2 separate regions of the Homo sapiens genome follow, and region 1 is linked to region 2. A link is an interaction called in ENCODE POLR2A ChIA-PET data of the cell type or tissue named here. Cell type or tissue: PC-9. All regions are shown on one strand. Each heading gives the region's core, and the rest is flanking DNA. Links, peaks and the distances in the headings are about the cores only. Region 1 overlaps TIMP2 (TIMP metallopeptidase inhibitor 2). Region 2 holds the start of LOC105371912 (a long non-coding RNA gene).

What was found. ChIA-PET counts read pairs that join two places held together with the same protein. Peaks named below come from ENCODE experiments on the same cell type or tissue, not always from the same donor. Only the 100,000 strongest peaks of a DNase experiment are listed, where the experiment ranks them.
Region 1: POLR2A ChIA-PET joins it to region 2 with 5 read pairs; 1 of 35 experiments calls an interaction of 5 or more read pairs at or near these places.

The regions. Positions count from the first base shown.
Region 1 is chr17:78,868,759-78,877,397 of GRCh38, reverse strand. It overlaps TIMP2 (TIMP metallopeptidase inhibitor 2), which reads left to right. Exons shown (of 5, transcript NM_003255.5): 2 at 3,479-3,579; 3 at 6,392-6,500. Among named protein-coding and RNA genes, the nearest start is that of CEP295NL, 30 kb to the left of the region's middle. RefSeq lists an enhancer at 3,215-3,715. In PC-9, for the core only: no CTCF peak of the experiment used is centred there; a DNase peak (open chromatin) is centred at 3,647; H3K27ac peaks cover 1,786 bases.
Region 2 is chr17:78,310,856-78,319,494 of GRCh38, reverse strand. It overlaps LOC105371912 (a long non-coding RNA gene), which reads right to left and starts at 3,779. Exons shown (of 2, transcript NR_188632.1): 1 at 3,707-3,779. RefSeq lists enhancers at 1,673-1,967, 2,399-2,468, 3,633-3,927, 3,891-4,090, 3,604-4,362 and silencers at 3,771-3,820, 5,028-5,497. In PC-9, for the core only: CTCF peaks have their summits at 3,873 and 4,072; DNase peaks (open chromatin) are centred at 3,814 and 5,064; H3K4me3 peaks cover 2,657 bases; H3K27ac peaks cover 3,960 bases.

The DNA of each region.
Region 1 (8,639 bases), core at 161-8,160, 560 kb before region 2:
CATGTTGGCTAGGCTGGTCTCAAACTCCTGACCTCAAGTGATCCGCCCGCCTCGGCCTCCCGAAGTGCTGGGATTATAGGAGTGAGCCACCGTGCCTGGCCCTGGTTTGCTTGTGAGCTGGTGACTCTGCTACATGAAGAGCAAACTTTGACCAAGTTAATCTGGCACATTGACTAATTTGCATAAACATTTTTGGTGCAGCATTGTCGTAAGGTATATAGATTAGGCAGGGAGCAAGAGAGCCAAGGACAAACTGCACCTGGGCCACCAGCCCAAAGTTGTCAGCGTCATCTCAGCTCCATCTGGCAAAGAGTTAGTGAGCACCAACTGTTCTGCAGTCAGAATCTAGCCTCAACCTGTTAGGACCTCCCAGGGCCCTGAGCAGACAGGTGTGCAGGAACTGACAGCAGGATGGAAAAGAGATGGGGAATATACCAAGTGCTGCAGAAGGACAGGATTTCCCAGAGGAAGACAGAAAAGGGCTATTTTAGCTGGGTCTTGAAGAATGAAGAAAAGTTCTCCAGGCAGAGAGGGGAGATGGCATTTGGGGCGGAAGAAACTTGCCTGTTCAGGCTGGGTGTGGTGGCTCACACCTGTAATCCCAGCACTTTGGGAGGCCAAAGTGGGCGGATCACTTGAGGTCAGGAGTTCGAGACCAGCCTGGCCAACATGCTAAAACCCTGTCTCTACTAAAAATACCAAAAAAAAAAAAAATTAGCCTGGCAAGGTGGCAGTTACCTGTAACCCCAGCTACTCAGGAGGCTGAGGCAGGAGAATTGCTTGAACCTGGGAGGTGGAGGTTGCAGTGAGCTGAGATCAAGCCATTGCACTCCAGCCTGGGTGACAAAAGTGAAACTCCGTCTCAAAAAAATATATATGGTAATTAGCCAGGCATGGTGGTGCCCACCTGTAATCCCAGCTACCTGGGAAGCTAAGGCAGGAGAGTCATTTGAACCTGGGAGATGGCTGAGATTGCGCCACTGCACTCCAGCCTAGCAGGGGTGGGGATGACAGAGCAAGACTCTGTCTAAAAAAAAAAGAAAGAAAGAAACTTGTCTGTTCAGAGGTGTGGATGCACCTGGGCGTGTTCAGGGCAGACAAGTATTATGAAGTGGTAGAATAGTGGGAGCATGGGTGGGGGGTGTTGGGCACAGCAGCTGAGGCCCCTGGCTGACTTCAGGTTGCAAAGGCGCTCATATTTTAGGGGAGGGCAGGGGGCAGCCAAGGATGATGTTTGAGCAGAAACGAACGTGAATAAAAAAAGACAGCTGGTTGCGGTGGATGAGAGGATGGTTAGGAGGGCACTGGAAATAGGGGGCCGTCAGGGCAAAGCCGTCTGTTCTGGAGTGGCCTGCCGGGAGACATTTCCTAGATGTGGCTTTTCAGGATGAGGCATGGATTAGCCTGGGAAACAGGAACCTGTGGCCTTGGCCAGTCATGACTCAGCTCCAACAGAAGAAGAAAGAAGAAAGGGGTTTGTGCCCAGGCGAGGCAGTGGGGCTGTGGTGTGGGACTCTGATGCCAGCCTGGGATCCAGAGAGCATTGGTGGGGCCCAGGGGGATGGACACAGATGGAGCACCCACACGCCTGAGCCTCCTTGCCCCTGTGGGAAGAGACAGCCCTGCCTAAGGGGTTCTAAGAGATTTGAGCCGACCACGTGGGGTGGGGCTGGGGCTGGGGCTAGGAGGCTGCCTGGAGCCTGGCGTGGTCTGCTCCTTACCTCTCTGTTTTGCTCATATCCACCGTAACATAACACTTACCCAGAGTGACCCTGAAGAGCTGAGTTTGGGAGGGCAAAGCTTTTAAAGCCATTAAAACAGACCATGTCACCAACTAATGGCCTTGAAATTAAGAAAGGGAGGGCTCTACCCAACCCTGCCCAAGTGACAGCATGAACTACTGATCTGCTTGTCCTCAGGTTACCAGGAGTGGAACAGAATCCTGGCTTAATTGCTAGGAGAAAGCCCTGTGTTGCATGGCCTGTCAGCAACCTCAGGCTCCAGAATATTCTGGAATTGCCCCAGCCCAGCCTCTTCCCCAACTCCTTTCTGTTTGGTTGGGGCTTAGTTGGGATCCTCTTTCCTTCTGTTTGTCCTTCCTCAGCATCTGTCCCTTGGGTCTGCCAGCTGTGCCTGCCGATGTCTCCTTTGGGTGAAACTTCCTGCCCCTGCCCCTGTTGTGCCCCTGATAGACTCTGTGTTACTGTAAAGAATCACCCAGGCTGGGCGCAGTGGCTCACGCCTGTAATCTCAGCACTTTGGGAGGCCGAAGCAGGTGGATCATTTGAAGTCAGGAGTTCGAGAACAGCCTGGCCAACATGATGAAACCCTGTCTCTACTAAAAATACAAAAATTAAGGTTGGGCACTGTAGCTCATGCCTATAATCCCAGCACTTTGGGAGGCTGAGGCAGGTGGATCACCTGAGGTCAGGAGCTCAAGACCAGCCTGGCCAACATGGCGAAACGCTTTCTCTACTAAAAATACAAAAATTAGCTGGGTGTGGTGGCAGCTGCCTATAATCAGAGCTACTTGAGAAGCTGAGGCAGGAGAATTTCTTGAACCCAGGAGGCAGAAGTTGCAGTGAGCCAAGATCATGCCACTGCACTCTAGCCTGGACGACAGAGTGAGACTCCGTCTGAAAAAAAAAAAAAATTAACCGGGCGTGGTGACAGACGCCTGTAATCCCAGCTACTTGAGAGGCTGAGGCAGGAGAATCACTTGAACCTGGGAGATAGAGGTTGCAGTGAGCCAAAACGGTGCCACTGCACTCCAGCCTGGGCAACAGCGCGAGACTCCATCTCAATAACAACAACAACAAAAATTACTCATAGAACATTTTCCAGGTCAGGAAAGATGAGAAGAGCTGGATAGACCTTTCCAGATGTAAGACCCCCAAAGCTAAATATGCCGGGTACGTTTAAGGCCCCTTTAAGGTGGATAACTCCCCCTCTGCCCTCAGCCCAGAAAAGCTTGTTTCCAATAGGCCGTGGCTGGAGGGTGGGGAAATGTCCCATCCTTCGCGGAATGTGTGGGATTGTGGGTCAGTTCCATGGGGTACCTGCTTGCCCCAGCCACCAGTGAGTACCCACTGGAGAGAAGGAAAAAAAAAGCCAAAAGCACTCAAGCATGATATCAACAGATGAGCTTCAGTCAAATCAATGACTGCCTCCCACTGTTACAGAAACTGCCTTGGTCACAAGGGACTCTGGGCTTCTGGCTTGGGCCCCTGTCAACAAAGAAGGGATTCTTGTTGAAGAATCGTGGAAGGAGGAGGAGGAGGCTGGGCATCATCTCTCAGCCTGGAGGAGGAGACGCCATGCCGGGGGCTGGGATCACCATGCCCCTTGCCCGTCTCGCACCTTGCTGCTGTCTGTAACCCCCCAGCACCTCCCGCAGGCCTGGACGTCTTATCCCTCTCCTTAGCCCCAGGAGCGTGTTTCAGGAACTCTCCTCACCTCTGTGTCTTGTGTTTTGCAGTGATCAGGGCCAAAGCGGTCAGTGAGAAGGAAGTGGACTCTGGAAACGACATTTATGGCAACCCTATCAAGAGGATCCAGTATGAGATCAAGCAGATAAAGGTAATAGTGGCTGCCGGCATCCCGGGCTGCACTGTGGGCACAGCTGTGGGGTGTTGGGGTTGGCAGAGAGCCTGGGTCCCTGGAACACGATCTGGCCACCTGTGGACTAGAGCAGAGGATGAGGTCATCAAGCTGCAAATAGATCCGATTTCCCTTAATCCTCGAATGCCTGAAAAGTTGTGTGGAGATGACATGCTCCCCACAAATTCAATTCCTTCAGAAACCTGTCCGGGCGTTGCGGCTCACACCTGTAATCCCAGCACTTCGGGAGGCCGAGGTGGGCGGATCACTTGAGCTCAGGAGTTCAAGACCAGTCTGGGCAACATGGTGAAAATCCATCTCTACAAAAAACCAGCCAGGCATGGTAGCGCCCACCTGTGGTCCCAGCTATTCGGGAGGCTGAGGTGGGAGAATCGCTTAAGCCCAGGAGGCAGAGGTTGCAGTGAGACATCTCACCACTGTATTCCAGCCTGGGTGACAGAGTGAGAGCTTGTATTAAAAAAAAAAAAAAAAAATATGTGGCAGGGAGGGCAGGGAGGGCAGGGCCTGGCCTGGGGCAGGAGAGGTGATGCTATTGTCATTGACAGTAACTAACATGGTCTGTAAGAGAGACGAAAATTCATGTCGCAGGTGGAGGGACAGCCGTGTGATATGGTGGTAGTTGTAGTCATCGATATTTAATTTTGTCATTAAAAATAAAAAGTAAACCAGGCACAGTGTCTCATGAGTATAGTCCCAGGTGAGTGGATCACCTGAAGTCAGGAGTTCAAGACCAGCCTGGCCAACATGGAGAAACCCCATGTATCTACTAAAAATACAAAAATTAGCTGGGCGTGGTGGCGAGTGCCTGTGATCCCAGCTACTTGGGAGGCTGAGGCAGGAGAACACTTAAACCTGGGAGGCAGAGGTTGCCGTGAGCTGAGATTGCACCACTGCATTCCAGCCTGTGCGACAAGAGCGAAACTCCATCTCAAAAAAAGAAAAAAAAAAAAGTAGCTGAAAATCAATGTTATCAGAAGGTCAGTGGAATGCTTCATCATCACATGTATGTCAGTTTAAGGGGATGACCTAGTCTCTCAGTGCCTGAGTCTCTTTCTTTACGAAGCAGGAAAGAGGATCTGCTCTTACGACCTCATAAAGGGGTCGTGAAAAGGCCAGTGCCAGTGCCCAGGAAATGCTTTTAGCCTTTTGGCAAATGATGTCATTTAGTACAGCATCAACATAACCTTTCCTGGTACAAGCTGGAGTGTCACTCTCAAGCCATTTGTCATGACATCAGGCATGCTTCCATTCCATTTGGGTTTGCTTATTGAAACTCTTCGGGGGGAAAAAAACAGCCTCCCTGAGTGCTGAGAAAATGCCATTCTTCACCTGGGCAGCAGGTGCGTTCCTGAAAGGCTGTGAGTAAATCACATGTTGAGAAAGCAAACTCTTCTGGCCCATGGAGTTATGTCCTAATTCCTGAGGTGCCTCTCTGCTCTCATTGCCATCAAGTAGACAATATTTGACCAAAATTCCTGGAAATATAGGTTGGGTGGAGTGACTTATGCCTGTAATCCCAGAACTTTGGGAGGCCGAGGCAGGAGGATTGCTTGAGCTCAGGAGTTTGAGACCAGCCTGGGTAATAGAGCGAGACCTCGTCTCTGCTAATTAAAAAAAAAAAAAAGCCAAGCATGGTGGCATGCGCCTATAGTCCCAGCTACTCGGGAGGCTGAGGTGGGAGGATCACTTGAGCCTGGGAAGTTGAGGTTGCAGCCCCAGCCTGAGCAACAGAGTGAGACCCTATCTCAAAAAAATAAAAAATTCCTGGAAATATGCAAAAGTCATGGTCCTTCATGGTGGTCCAGAGTCACGTGGAGGTACAAAAGCCCCTCCCCATAGATTCAGAAATGACCTCTTTGGGGTGGGGGGTGAGGGAACAGAGGTGTTGTCTGAGGATGTCATGCTCCAGATGACAGTCTTTTTTTTTTTTTTTGAGATGGAGTCTTGCTGTCTCCCAGGCTGGAGCGCAGTGGCACGATCATGGCTCACTGCAAGCTCCGCCTCCTGGGTTCACGCCATTCTCCTGCCTCAGCCTCCCGAGTAGCTGGGACTACAGGCGCCCGCCACCACGCCCAGCTAAATTTCTGTATTTTTAGTAGAGACAGGGTTTCACCATGTTAGCCAGGATGGTGTCGATCTTCTGACCTCGTGATCTGCCTGCCTCGGCCTCCCAAAGTGCTGGGATTACTGGTGTGAGCCACTTCGCCCGGCACAGATGAGTCTTGTGCTCACCTGCTGTGATCTGCCACACTAAAAGTTGAGTGACTCCAAAGAATCACTTTGCTATAAGAAGTCTTTTTCTTTTCTTTTTTTTTTTTTTTTTTTTTGACGGAGTCTTACTCTGTCATACAGGTAGGAGTACAGTGGCGCCATCTCAGCTCACTGCAACCTCCACCTCGCAGGTTCAAGCGATTCTCCTGCCTCAGCCTCCCACATAGCTGGGATTACAGGCGCTTGCCACCATGCTCAGCTAATTTTTGTATTTTTAGTAGAAACAGGGTTTTGCTACGTTGGCCAGGCTGGTCTCAAACTCCTGACCTCAAGCGACCTGCCCACCTCAGCCTCCCAAAGTGCTGGGACTACAGCCATGAGCCCTGAGCCCAGCTGGAACGGTCTTTTCCTAACCCATGTATTTGCACTTCCTGGTCCTCTTGGGTGCTGGCTGTACCCCAGCTACAGGTTGTGCCGCCCAGGGTGTTCTGGATGGGAACGGAATTCACCAACTGTGTGGCCTCCCTCTGCTTACATGTCCTCCTCCTTGTCTTTCCAGATGTTCAAAGGGCCTGAGAAGGATATAGAGTTTATCTACACGGCCCCCTCCTCGGCAGTGTGTGGGGTCTCGCTGGACGTTGGAGGAAAGAAGGAATATCTCATTGCAGGTGTGTATGAGTGGGGCCATCAGCCGGAGGCTGGCACAGAAGTGGGGCTGTTCCTAGACGCGGTCCAGGGCTCGTTTCCCAGGCTCGGGGGGTGGGGAGGCGGAGTAGCTGAGGAACAGTGAGGCAGGGTACGGAGCCCTCTCGGCCACTTCCCGTCAGAGAATGCTAGTGAATGTTCACTACCTGCCAATTTCCTGGGAAATTTGAGATTGGTGGACAAAAAAAAGGGAGCATTTTTGCCTTTTGTTCCTAAAAGGGAGGCGAGTGCGGGATGCTGGAGACATGCAGGGCAGAGAAACCCTTTCTGCCGTCGGGAGGGCCAAAAGCTCGCGTAACATCTGTGGATACTATGCACGAGACCTGCTTGACTTATTCATTCATCTGTCTCCTTTTTTTATTGTGGTAAAATAATACGTAACAAAATGTAGCCATGTTAATTAACCATTTTCTTTCTTTCTTTCTTTCTTTCTTTCTTTTTTTTTGAGACAGAGTGTCGCTCTGTCGCCCAGGCTGGAGTGCAGTGGTGCGATCTTGGCTTACTGCAACCTCCACCTCCTGGGTTCAAGCGATTCTCCTGCCTCAGCCTCCCGAGTAGTTGGGATTACAGGCACACGCCACCACGCCCAGCTAATTTTTGTATTTTTAGTAGAGATGGGGTTCTACCGTGTTGGTCAGGCTGGTCTCGAACTCCTGACCTCAGGTGATCCACCCACCTCGGCCTCCCAAAGTGGCAGGATTACAGGCGCGAGCCACCGCGCCCGGCCAACCATTTTCAAGTGTACACTTCAGTGGCATTAGATACATTCGCTATTGTGCAACCATCACCACCATCTGTCTCCACATCTTCCCAAACCAAAACTCCGTCCCCGTTAAACACTAACTCCCCCTTCTCTCTTCCTCAGCCTTGGCCCACCTCCATTTTACTTTCTGTCTCTGTGGATTTGACTACTCCAGGGGCCTCACATGGGTGGAACCCTGCAGTGTTTGTCCTCTCTGTCTGGCTTATTTCAGTAGCATCATGTTTTCAAGGTTCGTTCACGTTACAGCATACATCAGAATTTCCTTACTCTTTTTTTTGTTTTTGAGACAGAGTCTCGCTCTATTTCCCAGGCTGGGGTGCAATGGCACTATCTCGGCTCACTGCAACCTCCGCTTCCCAGGTTCAAGCGATTCTCCTGCCTCAGCCTCTCAAGTAGCTGGGATTATAGGCACACGCCACCACACCTGGCTAATTTTTTTTTGTATTTTTAGTACAGACAGGGTTTCACCACGTTGACCAGGCTGGTCTCCAACTTCTGACCTCAGGTGATCCGCCCACCTCAGCCTCCCAAAGTGTTGGGATTACAGGCGTGAGCCACCACACCCGGCCCAAAATGTCCTTACTTTTTAAGGATGAATAATATTTCATTGTATGAATGTAGCACATTTTGTTTATTGTTGCATCTCTTTGTTTATAGTTTTTTGGTTTGTTTTTTTTTTTTTTGAGACAAAGTCTTGCTCTGTTTCCCAGGCTGGAGTGCGATCATGACTCACTGCAACCTCGATCTCCTGGGGTCAAGTGATCCTCTCGCCTCAGCCTCCCAAAGTGCTGAGATCAACTACAGGTGTGTGCCACCACACCCAGCTAATTTTTTTATTTTTTGGTAAAGAAGTCTCACCATGTTGCCCAGGCTGGTCTTGAACTCCGAGGCTCAAGCAATCCTCCTGCCTCAGCCTCCCAAAGTACTGGGATTATAGGCGTGAGCCACTGTGCCCAGCCTATATTTTTATTCCTAAGTAAAATTATTTTCCCTTACTTCCTTCTACGGCCTCCTCTGCTTGCCCAGCTAGGCTGAACCACAGGAGGCCAGGACAGGATTCTCAATCTCAGCACTATTAACATTTGGGGATGGACCATTCTTTGTTGTGGGGGCCTACCTTATGCATTATAGGATATTCAGCTGCATCCCTGGCCCCCACCCTCTACATGCCACAGCACCCGCTCCAGTCGCGGGGTCTCTGGACATTGCCACATGTGCCCAGGGGAGGTGGGGTAGATTGCCCCTGCTTGAGAACCACTGGGCTCAAAGAGCTTTCTGCAGTGATGGAAGCGGTCTCTGCACCATCCAGTCCAGCAGCCCCCAGCCTTGTGGCTCATGA
Region 2 (8,639 bases), core at 220-8,219:
GCCATTCCCACCCAGGAGAGGGCAGAGGTCAAGCGGCGGGGGGTGGGCTCTGTCTAGTGGCCACCATCCAGGTGCCCTCCTGCCCAAGCCTCCCAGGCAAGCAGGGAGGAGAGAAGGGACTAGGGAGGAACAGAGAGCGCCCCAACTGTGTATCCACAGGGAGCAGCAGACAGCATGGAAGCCTCCAAATCAGGACACCCCGATCCTTCTCCATGGAAACTGGGGGATGCCTCTCTTCTGTGGGGCTTGACTACCCCTCCCTTGCCCCATGGAGCCAAGACAGGCTTGGGGCTCAGGGATCGGGGTTTGGGGAGGGGCTGCTGTCCTAACTCTAACCCCCCCCACACACTCCCCCGCTACATCCCCACCGCCTGCCACCAGCGAGGCCCGTGGGGTCCTCCCTCCACCTCTCTTCTGTGAAGAGAGCAGAGAGAGTGATGGAGTCTGGGGCGGGTCCACATCTGGCTGAGGGGTGCTGAGGTCACAGCTGGGACCCACATGGCCCTTTGGTGGGGAGAGGAGCTGCCACCAAGGAGGATGAGGAGCCAGAGAGCATTGTTGGGGCTCCTGTGGGAGGCTGGGACCATAGAATGCTCTCAGGGGACCCCTGGACACTTACGGGGCTGCCCAGGCGATCTCTCTGGGGGAAGGTCGTGCCCATTCCAATCCCAGCACACTTTGGTGGGATGACACATGCACACCCAACCCAGAGGGAGCTGCTAGGCTTCTCCCCTGGGTGAGGGTGGCGGTCGGGCTGGGGTCCCTCTCTACCTGGACGGATGCTTCTCTGAGATAGATTCCGGGGGTTGGTTTTTCTTTCCCGGCCTTTTCCTCACTCTGCCCAGATCTGCAAACCCGGAGCTGGGGCTGGTCTGCTCCTCATTTGTCTCTGAGTTCCCTTCCAGAGTCGGGTCCTTAGGCAGCTGCCTAAGGACTGGCCTCCCAGGGTCACCCTCTGATGCATCTGGGACCAGTTGGAGTGGCTCTGGAAATATCCCCCCTTCCTCAGTCATCTCCACACTCCCCAGAATTGGGGTGGAGTTTCAGAGGTGGGGTGGAGGTGCTGGTGGGAGTACGGAAGAAAAAGGAGGCTGGGAGCAGCCTCCACTGTCCTCCTCTCCGGCCCTAGCACGCACTGCTTGCACCTGTGTTGGGTGCCCCTGTCCGGAAGACAACACACGGAGGGCACCTGAGTGGATGCGGGAGGCCAGCTGGGCTTGCTCAGGTGGGAAGTCAGGGAATCTGGGGGAGGCTGCAGGCTAAGTGGTTCTGGGGTGGGTGACGTCGTGGGAAATGCGTGTCTATCCCTCTGCCGGGCACACAGAGAACAGACTCCTCCAGTGAGTCCAGCAGGGCAGGGTGTGCTTGCCAGAGCACAGGCCAAGCTTCCTGCCAGCCAGGACTGCAGAGGGTCCCCCTTCTTCCCTCTCTCCTCCTCACCACACCTGCAAAGTGTGGGACCTGCTAGCTCAGTCCTCATTCCTTCCCTCCTTTTTCTCTCCCTACCTGTCCACCTTCCCCTGGCCTGGTGCTGGGAGGTCCTCTTCAGCCAGGCTGAGGCTGGCAGCCTCGTCTCCAGCCCCCTCCTCTGGCAGCCACAGCTAACTCTTGGCTCACACACCCACCTGGCTCCTTCACCCAGGGGAGCCCCACCTCCCAGCCATCCCTGGGTCTAGGATCCAGAATGCTCAATCCTGGATGTCGCCTCACTTTGCATTGAACCTTCCAGCCAAGGTCCCCACCCTTGCCCTTCCCTGTTCCTCCCTCCCACTCTCTGAACTTCCTAAAGCCCCTCCCCTCCCTGCCTGCAAGTCACCTGACTGGGAGGCCAGCCCTACCCAGATTCCCCACCCCAACTCTCCCAGCTCTGAAAACAAGAAGTGCTGTCCCTGCACTGCAAACCCCCACCTGGTCCCGGTCCACACATTCCAGCCATGCCGCTCAGGCAGTCATGCTCCTATAAACACGTACACACTCACACACGTGCACACATACGCACATATGTACATGCACAGCGCACACATGCACAATCACACAGGTATGCGTGTGCATCTGTGCATACACGTGTGCGCCCTCGTGCACACGCATACATGTGCATATTCACATTCTCACACACACATGCACACTCACATGCACACACGCACACGCACTCTTGAACCACCTGAACAGTTTTACACCCCATGCTTCTTCCTCTCAGGCTTGCGAAGTGCTACTTCCTATATCTTAAATCCCCTCCAGGGACCTGCAATTATGACTTGGGGTCACCATTAGCTCACCCAAGGCTCCTTCCAGAGCAGAACCCCCACCCCACCCTTCAGATCAGTTATACTTCCCTGCTCCCAAGAACTGACATATACTTTAGAATATATATAGCTGAGCTTAAAAAAAAAAAAGAAAAAAGAAAAAACCCTATTACTGTCGGATATTGGTTAATGATTGGTGAGGGAGTTGGAGGGGGAGAAATCCCCGCCCACAAGGCTCAGTTTCACTGGGAAAGGGACTTTCCTTAGAAGGAACCAAGACGTCTTGTATCATCAGCTCTTAACGATTTGGGAAGGGAAGCTAAATAGCTCTTTCCTGTAATTCGAACAACTAAATTATTCATCGAGAGCTGCAGACAGAGATTGGACAGTGACCCGAGAGGCAGGAGACCCCAGCCCAGCCCCATGACCCAGGCACAGGGCCACCTCCCCGGCTCCTGAGGGGCCAGTGCCCGAATTAGAGGGGTCTGGAAAGTGAGCGGCCCCAGGGGTCCCAGAGGGTGGTGGGAGAGCCTGGATTCTAGCTGGGAGATGGGGGAGGAGGGAGACAGGAGAGAGTCAAAGGGCCCTGGCACTCAGGGACTTGTCCAGATGGGAAGGGGCCTGAGTGGCTTCCCCTTGCTGTACCCCCTGCGGCCTGGAGCCCCTCCCCTGACCTTGGGCTGTTGGGGTGAAGCAGGCACGCCCAGAATCCTCCCTCAAGATATGGCCTGGCCTCCTTCTGCCACAGGAGGCTTGGAATGGGGAGGCAGGGAACAAGGGACAACCAAGCTTGTCCCTCAAATTCAAAACAGCCCGCAGTTCACTCCCCTTGATGCCCGGTTCTGGGCAGGGGAGACATGGCTGGGTGAGAAACACCGCCCCGAAGCTCCTGCTCCACCACGCACTCGCCCTCAGCGTGCAGGCCTTGTGCTCCGAGCCGGGAGGGAGGCAGAGACGGCATTGGCTTGGAATGGGATCCTCAAGCATCGTTCTCTGTTGGGGGCCCAGCTCTGTCCATCCGGGGGAACCAACCACAGGAGCAGGGGCTGGGGAAGGGGACCCAGGCGCGGCCGTGGCTGGCCACATCCCGGCACAAGTCTCCTTTTCCAACAAGAAAGGGCTCTGGGAGGAGAGACCTAGGCCTTCTCTGCCTCCCCACTCCCTCCCGTGGTGCACAGTGCCTGGACTTGGTAGGTGCTCTGTAAACACCAAAGGAGCCAGTGGGTGCACAGATCGAGGCTGGACAGACAGACAGATGCAGGGAGGGAAACGATAAGGGGCAGGAAGTGAGTGGGTGCGCGTGTGTGAGGACTGAGATTCAGTGAGTTCGGTGAGGGAAAAAGTCAACAGGGGACCAGAGGAAAAGTAAAAGAGAAAGAGAGAGACCCAGGAGGAGGAGGAGGAGCAGGGCAGGAGGCCCTTTTGGAAACTGGAGCCCCGGGGGGCAGCACGTGCTGACTCACCGCCCGCCTTCCATTTTCCCTGTTTCCTGGGGATTCTCATTTTATTTTCGGGAAAGCTGCCTGCTCTGTGACTAATTTGTTCTTAAACAAACCAAACCCAGGCAGTGGGGAGGCTGGGCGGGGCCTGAGTCACTCTCTACCCAGGGGGGGACCACACCTCAGGGGGTGGCCTCCCCCACACTCCTGAGGGTTTCCCAGCCTTGGCCTGCAGGTGACTCCACTGCTCCTCAGAGACACAGTGCCCACTCCTGACAGGGACACCCTGGGCTGCAAAGAACCCCAGGCTGCTGAGCAAGCTCCTTGGTTATCCACAGCCTAAAACCATGCCTGGCACAGAGGCCATGCTCAGTTTGTGTTTGTTGACTGACTGTCTGACTGACCAACTCTGATTCCTCACTCTCCTCTCCCACTAACTCCTCCTTGAACCCTACCTTTCCCACAGGCCCTCGGCTGCATGACATGGACTTTACTAATGACCACCCTTTACCGGAACCATAATCTCTGCCAAACCCCAGGATAAATGGGTTCTTTCTCTGAATCTGCAGGACCCTGCAGGACCCTGCCTGGCCTCTGGGGTGTGTTCCTAACCACTTTGCCTTCTGGGTTCACTCAGGGCTGTCATCCCCCCGCCTATCTGTGCCCATCTGGCAGCAGAGCAGATCAGGAGGGCAGCCTGCAGCCCCCAGGCCCACCTCCGGGCAAGAGGGAGATGCCACTCCCTTTATTTTACAGAAGAAGAAACTGAGGCTCAGAGAGGTGCGAGGTCACTGGGCCAGGGAGCAGCAGACGCAAGATTTGAACCCAGATCTCAAGGCATCCTCACTTACCCTAGTCTGCCATCTGCTACACTCCACTGCAGGCTGTGAAGCCGAGACCAGGGCCCCGAAAACAGCTCAGCCCTGGGCCTCATGAGGCAGGATGACGTGAACCAGGGGGCGGGTGGGGGTTTTGTCTCCAGCTCTGGGGAGGGGGGCGCCCAGCAGGATACAGCCACTAAACCCAGGTCTCCAAAGTGGGACATGTATAAGACAACTCACTGGCATACGGAAAGGAAAACAACCCCTCTGTTTCTATTTTTTAATTCATCCTCTTTAAATCTCAACTTCTATGGATACATAATATATAAACCCAGTAATAAAGTGCCTATGGTTTATAAATAAATAAATATACACGCCCGGGGAGAAAAGTGCCCCCACCCCCACTGCAGTGGTCGCACCTTGCCTAGTAGGTGCTCAATAAACATTTCTGTGACTGGGGCAGCCAGGAGGCAGCTCTTCCTGTGTCAGGAGACACACCCACCCCCAGCACCTCCTCCAGCCGAGCCCACCTGCGCCCTGGGCAGGGCGTGGCTGCGGGCTTGGCTCCCCGCCTCCGCCTGGCCCTGGCGTGGCGCCACCTTCCACCGGGTGGCCGCGAGAATACCGGGAAGGGAGGCGGGTTCGCCTCGCAGCTGCTGAAAGCCCGCCCCACGGCTTCCCCGGGCTGCCCCCAGCTCCCTCCCTCCTCCCGCTCACCCTGGGGAGAGCGGCGCTGGGAGGCCCTGGGCGCCCTCAGGACGGGACGGGTCCCCGGGGGTGGCACGCGCCCAGGGTGGCCCAGCAGGGCGCGGCAGCCTGGGGCGCCCGAGCACCTGGCTCGGCCCTGCCCTCGGCCAAGGGCCGCCCCGGGCTCCAGCCGCCGAGCCTTGCGCCGCTCGGGAGCACGTTTCCAGTAAGCGCGAGCAAGTGGAGCCGGGCCGAGTTCCCGACAGCCCGGCCCGGGCACGGGCTCGCAGAGAAGCCGGGGCCGCGCCGCAGCGGCTGCATCCGCACCACGATCAATGCGCACCCGCGCCGCTCCGGGCTCCCTTCCTGCCCGTGGAGCGGCGGGGGTCCGAGGTCGTCCGAGCCCGCTGGGCTGCAGGTCCCCGCGCCCCCGCCCCATCATGCCTGGGTCCTCGGTCCCCTCATTCCTGTCTCTGCTGGACAAGCCTCCAACAGTCAGTCCTGCCCAAGAGCTGCGAGGAGCATTAACCTGGCGCGGTGCTTAGGGCCCTGCCTGGAGACCCCCGCATTGGCCACTGCTCTTACTATCAGATACCAAATCCTAGACTTTGGAAGCTGAACCAGCCAACCCCGTCTCTTAACTACAACTATTTTCTACGCTCACCCTTCCCCCAGCTTTTTTTTTTTTTTTTTTTTTTTTTGGCAGAGTCTTGCTATGTCACCCAGGTTGGAGTGCAGTGGTGCCATCTCGGCTCACTGCAACCTCCACCTCCCGGGTTCAAGTGATTCTTCCACCTCAGCCTCCCAAGTAGCTGGGACTACAGGCGCGCGCCAACACACCTAGCTAATTTTTGTATTTTTTGTAGAGATGAGGGTTCACCATGTTGGCCAGGCTGGTCTCGAACTCCTGACCTCAAATGATCCGCCCGCCTTGGCCTCCCAAAGTGCTGGGATTACAGGCATGAGCCACCATGCCCAGCCAGTGGCCTGTGTTTGTTACTGCCTGAGACTCCTCTCAAGGGCAGGGGCTGTGTCACGGGTATCTCCTATTGCAAGCTTGGTTCACGACCTGGCCTGCAGCGGGACGGCTGTATTATATACAGATGGGGTTACCCCAGGTAGAACCACGACCATATGAGGTGCTGGCCAAGGGGGAGGGATTATGGCTAGATGGTGGAAGGAGGAAGTTATCAGTAGAAACTATGGCAGAGTGAGGGACCACCATACACCTTTCCCCTTTATCCTGTTCATTTTTGTTTATGTTAACTAATTTCCTTTTTTCCCTCTTTTTTTTTCCTTACTATTCTACATAAAGTATAGGACCCAGGGTCACCACATAATGTTGTCCAGGCTGCACACTGCACAATTCCAAGAGGGCACTATTGGAAAAATCTATATTGCAAATGATACTTATGCCTCTGGGGGCCCTGGGGATGGGTGACTTTAATTAATCTCATGGGATTTCTGCCCAGAAGAGGAGTGAGCACCACCCACAGCTGGAGAGTGACTGATCAGAACATCAGGTTTTTCATTCTGGGGAGAGGGTGTGTGTGTGTGTGTGTGTGTGTGTGTGTGTTTGGGGCACAGTTGTATAGCATTAGGTGAAAGCTCTTGCTGCTTTTTATGCCATGGTGTGGAAGATCAGCAAGATGCTGGCTGGTGGAATCAGCTCCTTTAATCTTTTTTTTAGATGGTTGGTGTCTTGGTCCATTCATGCTGCTTTAGCAAAATACCTAGACTGGGTAATTTTCAAAGAACAGAAATGTATTTCTCACAGTTCTGGAGGCTGAGAAGTCCAAGATCATGGTGCTGGCAGGTTTGGTATTGGTGAGGGCTGCTCTCTGCTTCCAAGATGGTGACTTGGTGCTGCACCCTCCGGAGAGAATGAACACTGCATCCTTACAGGGCAGAAGGGATGGAAGGGCAAAAAATGAGCTGAATTGAACACTCTACAAAGCCTTTCTTTCTTTCTTTCTTTCTTTCTCTCTCTCTCTCTCTCTTTCTTTCTTTCGACAGAGCCTCGCCCTGTGTCACCCAGGCTGGAGCGCAGTGGCGCCATCTCAGCTCACTGCAACCTCTGCCTCTCAGGTTCAAGTGATTCTCCTGCCTCAGCCTTCCGAGTAGCTGAGATTGCAGGCCTGGGCCACCACACCCAGCTAACTTTTTGTATTTTTAATAGAGACGGGTCTCGCCATGTTGACCAGGCTGGTCTTGAACTCCTGACCTCAGGTGATCTGCCAGCCTTAGCCTCCCAAAGTGCTGGGATTATAGGCGTGAGCCACCACGTCCAGCCTTCAAAGCCTCTTTTATAAAGGTCTTAATCCCATTCACGAGGGAGAAGCTCTCCTGACCTAATCACCTCCCAAAGAACCCACCTCTTAACACTATTGCATGGAGTTATGATGGGGGTTACATTCAGACCACAGCAGTGGGAAAGCTAGAAACTCTTTCCCAGGTTCTCTCTAGATGTGACTTTCTCTCTGCAAATCAATGCGTTCTTGTGGGATTGGAAAGTGGAAGGAAGACAGACTCTTGTCTTTCTGCAGCTGCATGGGTATGAAAGTGGGTTCCAGCAGAAGCACTGGTTGGCAGTGGCTCCATTTCCCATTCTGCCATCTCAGTGCCTGATTTGTGGGTGTGGGAGTGGGGAGGATCGGGGACTGTGGTGGAGGCGTGGCCTTACCCCAGAAAGCTTTGACCTTCCATCTCTCCCAGTGATTGTTTTTCTCAAGCCCATGAATCTTTTCCAATGATTTTATGAATTCCTGATTCCTTATGTTAAAATCCCTTTTGGCTTGAACCACCTGAGGTGGATTCGCCTTGCACAGAACCCTGACAGGTACACAGTGCAAAATGCAGCAATGGGGCACATAGGTGCTGGCGCATCTGTCCAAAGGAACACTGGAAGGGAGAGAGCGAGAGCCCTTTCAAGGCTGATAGAGGACAGTCTGACAGTCTAATACATATTAAGGGATAAAAATCAAGGTGCGGAAGAGTGTGTATGGCATGCTATGATTTGTATGGGGGTAGAAAGAAGAAAGTTTGGCGGGGCGTGGTGGCTTATGCCTGTAATCCCCGCACTTTGGGAGGCTGAGGTGGGCGGATCACCTGAGGTCAGTAGCTTGAGACCAGCCTGGCCAACATAGTGAAACCCCATCTCTACTAAAAAAATATAAAAATTAGCCAGGTGTGGTGGTATGCACCTATAATCCTACCTACTCACTCAGGAGGCTGAGGCAGGAGAATCACTTGAACCCAGAAGGTGGAAGTTGCAGTGAGCCGAGATTGTACCACTGCACTCTAGCCTGGGCGACAGAGCGAGACTCCATCTCAAAAAAAAAAAAAAAAAGAAAGAAAGAAAGAAGAAAGTGTATATGTATATGCAAGCATTTGCTTTCATGTCCATAAAATATGCTAGGAAACGTACTTTTTTTTTTTTTTTTTTGAGA